Regions from separate parts of the Homo sapiens genome. Here region 1 is linked to region 2. A link is an interaction called in ENCODE POLR2A ChIA-PET data of the cell type or tissue named here. Cell type or tissue: OCI-LY7. All regions are shown on one strand. Each heading gives the region's core, and the rest is flanking DNA. Links, peaks and the distances in the headings are about the cores only. Region 1 overlaps NME1-NME2 (NME1-NME2 readthrough). Region 2 overlaps MBTD1 (mbt domain containing 1).

Region 1 (5,334 bases), core at 335-5,334, 59 kb after region 2:
CAAACCCTATTCTGGGGTTTTATGGAGGCTTCATTACATAGGCATGATTGATGGCATAATTGGCCATTGGTGAGCAATTCAACCTTAGCCCCTCTCCTCTTCTTGGAGGTTGTAGGGAGGCTATCCAGGAGCCCCCACAGCCACCAGTCATATCATTAGCATATAAGAAACCTAACATTTGAGATTACAAGGATTTTAGGAGCTGTGTGCCAGGAACCAATGGCAGAGACCAAATACGTACTTATGTCACAATGTCATTGTCTAATATTTACCATAGCAGTATACATAAAAAGCATAGAATTGGCCGGGCGCAGTGGCTCACGCCTATAATCCCAGCACTTTGGGAAGCCGAGGCAGGTGGATCACAAGGTCAGGAGTTGAAGACCAGCCTGGCCAAGATAGTGAAACCCCACCTCTACTAAAAATACAAAAATTAGCTGGGTGTGGTGGCAGGCGCCTGTAAACCCAGCTACTCGGGATGCTGAGGCAGAGAATTGCTTGAACCCGGGAGGCAGAGATTGCAGCGAGCCAAGATCAGGCCACTGCACTCCAGCCTGGGCGACAGAGCAAGACTCCGTCTAAAAAAAAAAAAAAAGCATAGGATTGTTATATATAGGAGTGACATTTAGCTTTTACCAGTTTTTTATAGGAAATATAAATTTATAATTGATTGCAGGTGATAGTGCTACAAATGATTTGTATTGACAGGTGCTATTAACATTTTACAACTGTTCCAATCCAGCAAAATTAACCTCAAAAGCAGGAAATATGCCTCTAGCAACCACTCACTGCATCTAGCCCAGGAAACCAGCATGAATAAGTATCTCACCCCAGGGAAAAAAATTAAGGGGTAGGGTTGCAGAAATATGTACCAACTATAGGCCAAGCACTAGGTTAGCTGCATATACATAATTTCATTAACCTTGAATTACAGTGGTAGATATGTCCATTTCACAGATGTCTTTAGGCTTCCATTTCCTAATAAGTAACTTGCCCAATTTGTAATCAGCAGATACATAAATCTAGAGTATTTCCCTAGTCTGTATGTTTCACTCCAAGTTTCAACAAATCTTTCTTACAAGTGGCCAGGTGCAGCGGCTCAAACACCTGTAATCCCAACTACTCGGGAGGCTGAGGCACAAGAACCACTTGACCAACTAGGCTTGAGCCCAGAAGGTGGAGGTTTCAGTGAGCTGAGATCACGCCACTGCACTCCAGCCTGGGCGACAAAGCGAGACTCTGTCTCAAATAAATAAATAAATAGGCCGGGCGCGGTGGTTCACACCTGTAATCCCAGCACTTTGGGAGGCCAAGACGGGCAGATCACCTGAGATTGGGAGTACAAGACCAGCCTGACCAACATGGAGAAACCCCGTCTCTATTAAAAATACAAAATTAGCAGGGCGTGGTGGCACATGCCTGTAATCCCAGCTACTCAGGAGGCTGAGACAGGAGAATCGCTTGAACCCGGGAGGCAGAGGTTGTGGTGAGCTGAGATCGCGCCATTGCACTCCAGCCTGGGCAACAAGAGCGAAACTCCGTCAGGATCAGATCATTCTTTGACAAGCAGGATTGAGATGTACATAATGCTACTATAGCCAGAGAACCAAGTCACTTCTTTCAGCTCAGTATCAAATAAGCACAAGGAGACAGTGTCCGGCTTCCAAAAGCTTTATTGGCAAATATGCTCTATAAAAGAATGATCAATCCTGTTGCCTCTAAGTCAATGGAATGAAGAGCTGTGTCCAGGGACACACCACGCCGTGCTGAAGGAGACTGCTGTTGTGTCCACCTCTTATTCATAGACCCAGTCATGAGCACAAGACTTGTAGTCAACCAGTTCTTCAGGCTTAAACCATAGGCTGATTTCTTTTTCAGCACTTTTTACTGAATCACTGCCATGAATGATGTTCCTAAGAAAGAAAACAATTACAAGTTGCCATGTTTTAAAGTGCAAAAGTCTGTTTAATGGGTACCGCAATGGACAGCACTCCAGACTCTTTCAGCCAAATTGCCACTTGAAGCAACAGACCAATTTATACCCCCAAAGCATTTCCTTTTAAAAGCAGCTATACAACTGTAAAAGTGCTTGATTTAAAACATTCCTTGTTTCAACTGTATTATGCTTCCAAGTCTGGCCTCCCCATCAAAAGAGTGCTTGTACCCCAAGATTGCCGAAGACATAAAACACTCCTCCGCAAATTTTGGAAAATACAGTGATACTCAAACCCACTGCAGATCAACATCCCAACTAGATATGATGTGTTCATTATCATAGGCCAGCTCTGCTGCATTTTCTTATAACACTGATTTGCAAAGCCCAACCATGACATAACACTGCTTATTAATAAAAATCCCTTTATCCCACTTCAACCTCACAACTTTGTAAAGGTTTTGAACAGACTGTGTACAGGTGAGGGAATCAAAAGGTTAAGTGACACACCCATGGACAAAGTACTCATGGATGTGGCTAGAATGCTTCCCTTCTCCACACCTAGCATTTTTTGCTGTACTACACAGGAATTACCACTTATGGCTCCCTTGTTGTCTTGCTTAAAATTAAGTAACCTAGGGAAGAAGCTATGTGTGAAAGCTTTTTTTTTTTTTTTTTTGAGACGGAGTTTTGTTCTTGTTGCCCAGGCTGGAGTGCAGTGGCGTGATCTTAGCTCAATGCAGCCTCCACCTCCCAGGTTCAAGCGATTCTTCTGTCTCAGCCTCCTGAGTAGCTAGGATTACAGGCATGCACCACCATGCCCTAATTTTTTACTTTTAGTAGAGACGGGGTTCATGTTGGCCAGGCTCCAGGCTGGTCTCAAACTCCTGACTTCAGGTGATCCACCCATCTCGGCCTCCCAAAGTGCTGGGATTACAGGCGTAAACCCCTGGCCTGAAAGCTTTTATACAATGATATACCCAGCCTGAAAGTTTTTATACAATGATAATCACCAACTAAAAGTTCAGGCCAAGTGCGGTGGCTCATGTCTGTAATCCCAGCACCTTGGGGGGCCGAGGCAGGCGGATCACCTGAGGTCAGGAGTTTGAAACTAGCCTGGCCAACGTGGTGAAACCATCTCTACTAAAAATACAAAAATTAGCCGGGCGTGGCAGTGTGCACCTGTAATCCCAGCTATTTGGGAGGCTGCGGCAGGAGGATCGCTTGAACCCGGGAGGTGAAGGTTACAGTGAGCAGAGATGGCACCACTGCACTCCAGCTAGGCAGAAGGAGACTCCGTCTCAAGAAAAAAAAAAAAAAAAAAGGGCACAGATTCTTCTGAAAGTAGGATACGCCATGACGTCTGCTTTAAATGGTGTTGCATAAAAGTCATCCACCCTCCTGTCCCCGGACTTACCTGCCAACCTGAATGCAGAAGTCCCCACGAATGGTGCCTGGCTTTGAATCTGCTGGATTGGTCTCCCCAAGCATCACTCGGCCTGTCTTCACCACGTTCAGCCCCTCCCAGACCTCGAAAGTGTGAAAATGGATTTATAATCAGACCTGCCACTCAGGACAGGTAGGGTCTAACATTTACTCCTACCTGACACGACACATCAATGAGACCGATCAGTGACATGATTATCAGCTAACCCCAGCAGAGAGTAGGGGCCTATATAAAAACTGCATTCCAAACGTATTGCTAGGATTCAAAGAAAAGTCTGTCCAACTTGGGGACTTCCCAGTTTAGCTGAGACAGAGATAAACAATGTTGCAGAATCCTTATGCAGCCATCAACACAGAAGAACTGGTGAAGAAAGGAGAAAGTGGCCAGTCTGGAATAGGATCAGTGGGAAGGGCATCCCAGAAGACTGCTAGAAGAGGGAAAAGAAAGACTAACATGCTAGGGTAAGGATTCCAGGGAACAGCAGAAGGAAGAAAAAGGTGAACAGGAAATAGATCTACTTTCTCAACAATTTCACTGCCTCCCTATTTTACTCTCTCCAATTTTTTTTTTTTTTTTTTTTGAGACAGAGTCTTGTTCTGTTGCCCAGGCTGGAGTGCAGTGGCTCAGCTCACTGCAACCTCCTCCTCCTCCCAGTTTCAAGCAATTCTCCCACCTCAGCGTCCCGAGTAGCTGGGATTACAGGCACACGCCACCATGCCCAGCTAATTTTTGTATTTTTTTAGTAGAGATGGGGTTTCACCATGTTGGCCAGGCTGGTCTTGAACTCCTGACCTTGTAATGCACCCACCTCGGCCTCCCAAAGTGCTGGGATTACAGGTGTGAGCCACCTCGCCCAGCCACTCTCTCCTCATATTCTCTCCACTCCCAAATGGACATTAGCACCATCCAGAAGAAACTGCTTCTAGTATAGGATTGAGAACTTCTTACATCCTTACCTTTGAATTTTTCATGAGAAAATAGGATAAAGTTTTTTAATCTAGGAAACATTAAGGTCTAAAACACTTGTCAAACAGAAGAAATTGAGTATTATTTTTTTTTGAGATGGAGTCTTGCTGTCGCCCAGGCTGGAGTGCAGTGGCATGATCTCGGCTCACTGCAACCTCCGCCTCCCAAGTTCAAGCGATTCTCGTGCTTCAGCCCCCTGAGTAACTGGGATTAACTCCTGGCCTCAGGTGATCCACCCGCCTCAGCCTTCCAAAGCGCTGGGATTACAGGCATGAGCCACCAAGCCTGGCCCGAAAATTTACCACTCTTGCAGGCAGTGAGATTCTATTTAACCATAGAGACATGTACCTGAAAAAGTCCTTCCCATATCTTTTTTCTTTGTCGAGACAGAGTCTCGCTCTGTTGCCCAGGCTGGAGTGCAGTGGCACGATCTCGGCTCACTGCAACCTCCGCCTCCCAGGTTCAAGCAATTCTCCTACCTCAGCCTCCCAAGTAGCTGAGATTACAGCCGTGCACCACCACACCCAGCTAACATCCTTCCCATTTCTAAGGTCTGATTTGCTTTCTCCTCCCAAGCTCCTAGTTGCTCAGTTAAGTAACTTCAGCAGGTTCCATTCATAAAATAAAATTTAGATTAGCTGAGGGAGATGTCTAACAAAGAACACTGAGCACTTTTTCCTCATTTTCTCTCATTCCCCACGAGCACTCACCATGGCCACAACCGGCCCTGAGTTCATGTACTTCACCAGCCCAGGGAAGAATGGTCGGTCTTTCAGGTCAATGTAGTGCTGCTTCAGGTGTTCTTCAGAGGCCTGGCATTGGAGAGGAGGCACCAGTTAGGAGCTAAGCTGGAAAGACTCCAACCCATCCTCTGAACCTCCCATTAGCAAGTCCGGTTTTATATTCTAGCCCACGTTCCTAAGTGGTGTGTGGAAATATATATATATATACACACATATACACACACATAAATATTTTTTAAATCCCA
Region 2 (5,376 bases), core at 153-5,152:
AAGTACAAAAAAAAAAATCACTTCAGAAAACCACATTGCCTAAATAGAATAAAGCTTATGAACTAGTGTTCCTTAGATTAGGAGTATGTCCAGGTATTCATTCCTCCAATACTTAGGACAGTCAGAGGCCTTAGGCTGGGTGCATCCAGGGGTTTATTCCCCTTGTGTTGTGCAGATGATCATTTTCTGTGTGTGCTAGGACCATGGAAAAGATCAGAGAACATTTCTCTAAAACAGTCCTAAAAGGTACTCTAGAAAAGACTGCATACTGTATATTCCTCTTTAATCACTATAATGTTCATAAGCATATTAAAGTCTCCAGAAGACCTTGACGTGAGGAAAATTTCCCAAACATCTTTGACCATGGTACTTTTAAAAAAAAAATACTAACAGCTTGTAATTATTGAAAACAAAATATCTGTAGTCATTGACCTCCTGAAATTTTAAGGCTATATTCCCTGAAAATAGAGTCAGAATAAGATATTCTGGGTTGACATTTAAGGGTCAATAATCTTACATTAGCTGCTAACCAAGTTGGCTATATATTAATAGTAGACAAGCCTATATGAAAACTATAGATATAAAAGGTCTGGCCGGGCTGGTGGCTCACACCTGTAATCCTAGCACTTTGGGAGGCCAAGGCGGGCAGATCACAAGGTCAGGAGTTTGAGACCAGCCTGACCAACATGGCGAAACCCCATCTCTACTAAAAATACAAAAGTTAGCCTGGCGTGGTGGCAGGCGCCTGTAGTCCCAGCTACTCAAGAGGCTGAGGCAGAAGAATCGCTTGAACTCAGGAGGCGGAGGTTGCAGTGAGCTGAGATCGTGCCACTGCACTCCAACCTGGGCAACAGAGCAAGACTGTCTCAAAAAACAAAAAAAACTATGAGTATAGAAGGTCGCCTCCAAATGGAGGTGAGCTGTATGACTCTATTAGAACGTAAAATCTAGCCAGTGTTTATTAAATGTGTAGAGCAGGCTCTGTGATAAATAGTTTATAATGTCTTCCCATTGCCTCCAGGAAAAAAATCAGTTTCTTACCCTGGCCTACAAGGGCCCTCATAATCTGGCCCCTACATCCTCTGACCTCTCCCATACCTTTCACACTGGGTGCCAGCCACACTGGCCTCCGAGTGTGCTAAGTTTATTCTAGCCCAAAAGCCCTCGTCTTGCACTTCCCTTTGCCTAGAATATGCCAGCATCAGATATTTAAGTGGCTGCCTTTTTGTCCTCATGGTCTTACCTCACTGAGATTGTTCCTCACTGCTGAATCTCAGCTAATCGCCCCTGCTTGAGTGACTCTGCCCTCACACAGCCTTGCTTGGTTTCCTCCTACCAGTAGCTTACAGTCTTCCTGAAAACCATGGATCTTGTCTGCTTTGCATGCTTTTCTGTCTTTAGCCTTGGTTACTATGAGACCCACAAATACTTGATAAATGTCGAATGAGTAAGAGAAGAAACCCATAACTTGCACAAGTTCACAGCTAACAAGTATCAAAGTTGAGTCTTAACCCATGTTTGTCAGAATTCTGTGTTCATAACACCACACTGTATCTAAATGTGGTTGTCCCATTCCCTTCCACATTGTCAGTTCAAAGTGCTATTAGAACTTTTCTTTTGTATTGCCTTCAAGGTCTCACTTCATCTTTTAGATCTTCTGATTGTAGCAAATCTTGATTCTTTGAAAATACCTTTGATTTATAGAAATACCTAAAAGTTATTCAGAACCAAATCTGCTGAATCAGGTTAGATGACCAAGCTAGGGAAGACTGATGCAGGGAACAGGAGGAATAATTCTGAAGTGTCCACAAATGATAGGTTTTTCTTTTTAAAATTGTATCTAAAAGGCAGTACTAAAAAAGTATACTGGCTGGGTGCAGTGGCTCACGCCTGTAATCCCAGCATTTTGGGAGGCCGAGACGGGGATCATGAGGTCAGGAGATCGAGACCATCCTGGTTAACGAGGTGAAATCCCATCTCTACTAAAAATACAAAAAATTAGCCGGGCGTGGTGGTGGGCGCCTGTAATCCCATCTACTTGGGATGCTGAGGCAGGAGAATGGCGTGAACCCAGGAGACGGAGCTTGCAGTGAGCCAAGATTGCGCCACTGCACTCCAGCCTGGGTGACAGAGCAAGACTCTGTCTCAAAAAAAAAAAAAAAAAAGTATACTAAAAATGCCTGGGCTGTGGCAACATTATTAGAACGTGTATATAACCTCCCAAGGGAACTTCTTTGGTAATGTAATATTTCCATTGTGTGGACTAAGAAATCAGTTTTTGTAGCTTTCATAGCTGCACCTGATACAACTGAAAATTAGTTTCCTGTCTCAATGCAAATGTTTAATACCTGACAATGACATGTGGATGGTTTTATCTTGTCAAACTTAGGACAACAGATTTCAGCCTTGTTACTGGTCATGTAATACTAGCTTTGTTTTGTGGTCATTTAATACCAAAAAGAAGGTAGACTAGCCAGGAAAAAAAAATTTTAGCTTAAAGTGTAGTGTGAGAGGATTAAAAAAAAAACTGTATCTGTGTAGCAAAAGAAAAAGGATAGGTGCCAAATCTCAAAGATTCTTGAGTTGATAGTTTTCATCTCTCTGGTTATAACTCACTTAATGTTTTGTAATGGTTTGGTTTTGTTTTCTTGTTTGTTTAGTAGAGATAGGGTCTCCCTATGTTGCCCAGATTGGTCTTGAACTCCTGGGCTCAGGCAGTCCTCCAGCCTCGGCCTCCCAGAGTGCTGGGATTACAGGCGTGAGACACTGCACCTGGCCCATTTGTTTTTTCTTTTTCTTGTTTTTTTTTTTCTGTTGTTTGTTTGTTTGTTAGGTTTAGGGACATGAGCTGGGCCTCAGCCAGTGGCCCGTCTCCTGTTTTTATTTTGCATTTGAGATACCTTTCCCTTTTCCCACCCACCCACCCCCGAGAAGGACTCTTACTCTGTCACCCAGGCTGGAGTACAGTGGCGCCATCTCAGCTCACTGCAATCTCTGCCTCCCGGGTTCAAGCATTTCTCCCTGCCTCAGCCTCCCGAGTAGCTGGGATTACGGGCGCCTACCACTGCTCCCGGCTAATTTTTTTTTGTATTTTTAGTAGAGGTGGGGTTTCGCCATATTGGCCAGGCTGGTCTCAAACTCCTGACCTCAGCCTCCCAAAGTGCTGGAATTACAGGCGTGACCCACCGCGCCCAGCCTCCCAATTTTTTTTTTTTTTTGTCCTTTTTATTGTCTCCTATTTTCTTTTCACTTCTCACAAAGCCTGTAGTTATGCAATTTATTTTGGAAATGGTTAGAGTAGCAATATTAGTTTTGTCTTGTTTTTTTTTTTTTTTCGTGGTTTGAATGAGGCAACATCTTGGAGGAGACATAAGACCAGCATTCACTAAAGATGATATAACTTCTTTGTATCTTTCTTTGAAAAGGAAATTTTTTTAATACTTCTATTTTAAGTTCATGGGTACTTGTGCAGGTTTGCTACGTGGGTAAATGTGTGTCATGGGGGTTTGTCGAACAGATTATTTCATCACCCAGATACTAAGCCTAGTAGCCTAGTACTCATTCGTTATTTTTCCTGGTCCTCTCCCTCCTCCCACCCTCTACCCTCCAATAGGCCCCAGTGTCTGCTGTTTCCTCTATGTGTCCATGTGTTCTCATCATTTAGCTCCCACTTATAAGTGAGAACATGTGGTATTTGGTTTTCTGAGGAAATACTGTTTAGCTTGAGAAAATTGGGTTGGGTTTTAAACCATTGTTTATGTTTTTTTAAAAACTGAATAAATATATATGTAGAAATATTATCTCCTACAATTTCTGAAATATTTGCCATCTTAAAATTGTAAAAGGTAAAATTTTCTTTTTTTTTTTTTTTCTTGAGACGGAATCTTGCTCTGTCGCCCAGGCTGGAGTGCAGTGGTGCAATCTTGGCTGACTGCAACCTCTGCCTCCTGGGTTCAAGCGATTCTCGTGCCTCAGCCTCCCAAGTAGCTGGGACTACAGGCATGCACCACCACGCTCGGCTAATTTGTATATATTTTTAGTAGAGACGGGATTTCCCCACGTGGACTAGGCTGGTCTCAAACTCCTGACCTCAGGTGATCTCCCCGCCTCAGCCTCCCAAAGTACTGGGATTACAGGCGTGAGCCACTGCACCCAGCTGAAAGGCAAAATTTTCTGTTAGACCCTTCAGAGCTTTTAGCAGTGATTTTTTTTTTCTTTTCCAACATGATAAAGTATCAAGCAAAGTGGTTCTTGGTTTTGAGTTTGAGACAGGGTCTCACTCAGTCACCCAAGCTGAAGTGCAGGGGCACGATCGTGGCTCACTGCAGCCTCGACCTCCTGAGGTCAAGCTATCCTCCTACTTCAGCCTCCCAAGTAGCTGGGACCACAGGTGCAAGCCACCACACTTGGCTAATTTTTGTATTTTTTGTAGAGATGGAGTTTTGCCATATTGCCCAGGCTAGTCTTGAACTCCTGGGCTCAAGCAATCCACCAGCCTTGACTTCTCAAAGTACTAGGATTACAGATGCGAGCCACCATGCCCAGCCAGCAAAGCAATTTTTTTTTTTTTTTTTTTTTTTTTTGGAGACAGAGTCTCGCTCTGTCACCCAGGCTGGAATGCAGTGGCTCAATCTCAGCTCACTGCAAGCTCCGCCTCCCAGGTTCATGCCATTCTCCTGCCTCATCCTCCCCAGTAGCTGGGACTACAGGCACCTGGCACCACACCCAACTAATTTTTTATATTTTTAGTAGAGGCGGGGTTTCACCGTGTTAGCCAGGATGGTCTCGATCTCCTGACCTTGTGATCCGCCTGCCTCGGCCTCCCGAAGTACTGGGATTACAGGCGTGAGTCACCGCGCCCAGCCCAAAGCAATTTTTAAAAACGTCTGTGTGTTGGCTGGGTGCGGTGCCTCACACCTGTAATCCCAGCACTTTGGGAAGCCAAGGCAGGCGATCACTTGAGGCCAGGAGTTCAATACCATCCTCACCAACATAGCAAAACCCCATCTCTACTAAAAGTACAAAAGTTAGCTGGGCATGTTGGCACTCACCTGTAGTCCCAGCTACTCGAGAGACTGAGGCACAAGAATCACATGAGCCTGGGAGATGGAGATTGCAGTGAGCTGAGATCATACCACTGCACTCCAGCCTGGGTGACAGAGCGAGACTCTGTCATCAAAAAAAGAAAGAAAAAAAGCATCCATATTTTCTGGATACTCCAAATTGGTCTAGAAGTTTAGTTTTAGAGATGAAAGGCAAATTTAAAAATCATGTTTGTTATGTATATTTCACCACGATTTTTATTTTATTTTATTTTATTTTTGAGACATGGTCTCTCTCTGTCACACAGGCTGGAGTGCAGTGGCATGATCTCAA

What was found. ChIA-PET counts read pairs that join two places held together with the same protein. Peaks named below come from ENCODE experiments on the same cell type or tissue, not always from the same donor. Only the 100,000 strongest peaks of a DNase experiment are listed, where the experiment ranks them.
Region 1: POLR2A ChIA-PET joins it to region 2 with 11 read pairs; 9 of 35 experiments call an interaction of 5 or more read pairs at or near these places.

Annotation. Positions count from the first base shown.
Region 1 is chr17:51,168,066-51,173,399 of GRCh38, reverse strand. NME1-NME2 (NME1-NME2 readthrough) reads right to left here. Exons shown (of 9, transcript NR_037149.2): 7 at 5,057-5,158; 8 at 3,351-3,463; 9 at 1,656-1,913. NME2 (NME/NM23 nucleoside diphosphate kinase 2) reads right to left here. Exons shown (of 5, transcript NM_002512.4): 3 at 5,057-5,158; 4 at 3,351-3,463; 5 at 1,656-1,913. The coding sequence ends at 1,796. Among named protein-coding and RNA genes, the nearest start is that of NME2, 4.3 kb to the right of the region's middle. RefSeq lists a silencer at 1,965-2,165. In OCI-LY7, for the core only: no CTCF peak of the experiment used is centred there; no DNase peak of the experiment used is centred there.
Region 2 is chr17:51,226,450-51,231,825 of GRCh38, reverse strand. All of the region lies in intron 2 of MBTD1 (mbt domain containing 1), which reads left to right. Among named protein-coding and RNA genes, the nearest start is that of MBTD1, 31 kb to the left of the region's middle. In OCI-LY7, for the core only: CTCF peaks have their summits at 622 and 937; DNase peaks (open chromatin) are centred at 1,265 and 2,255; H3K4me3 peaks cover 3,418 bases; H3K27ac peaks cover 3,611 bases.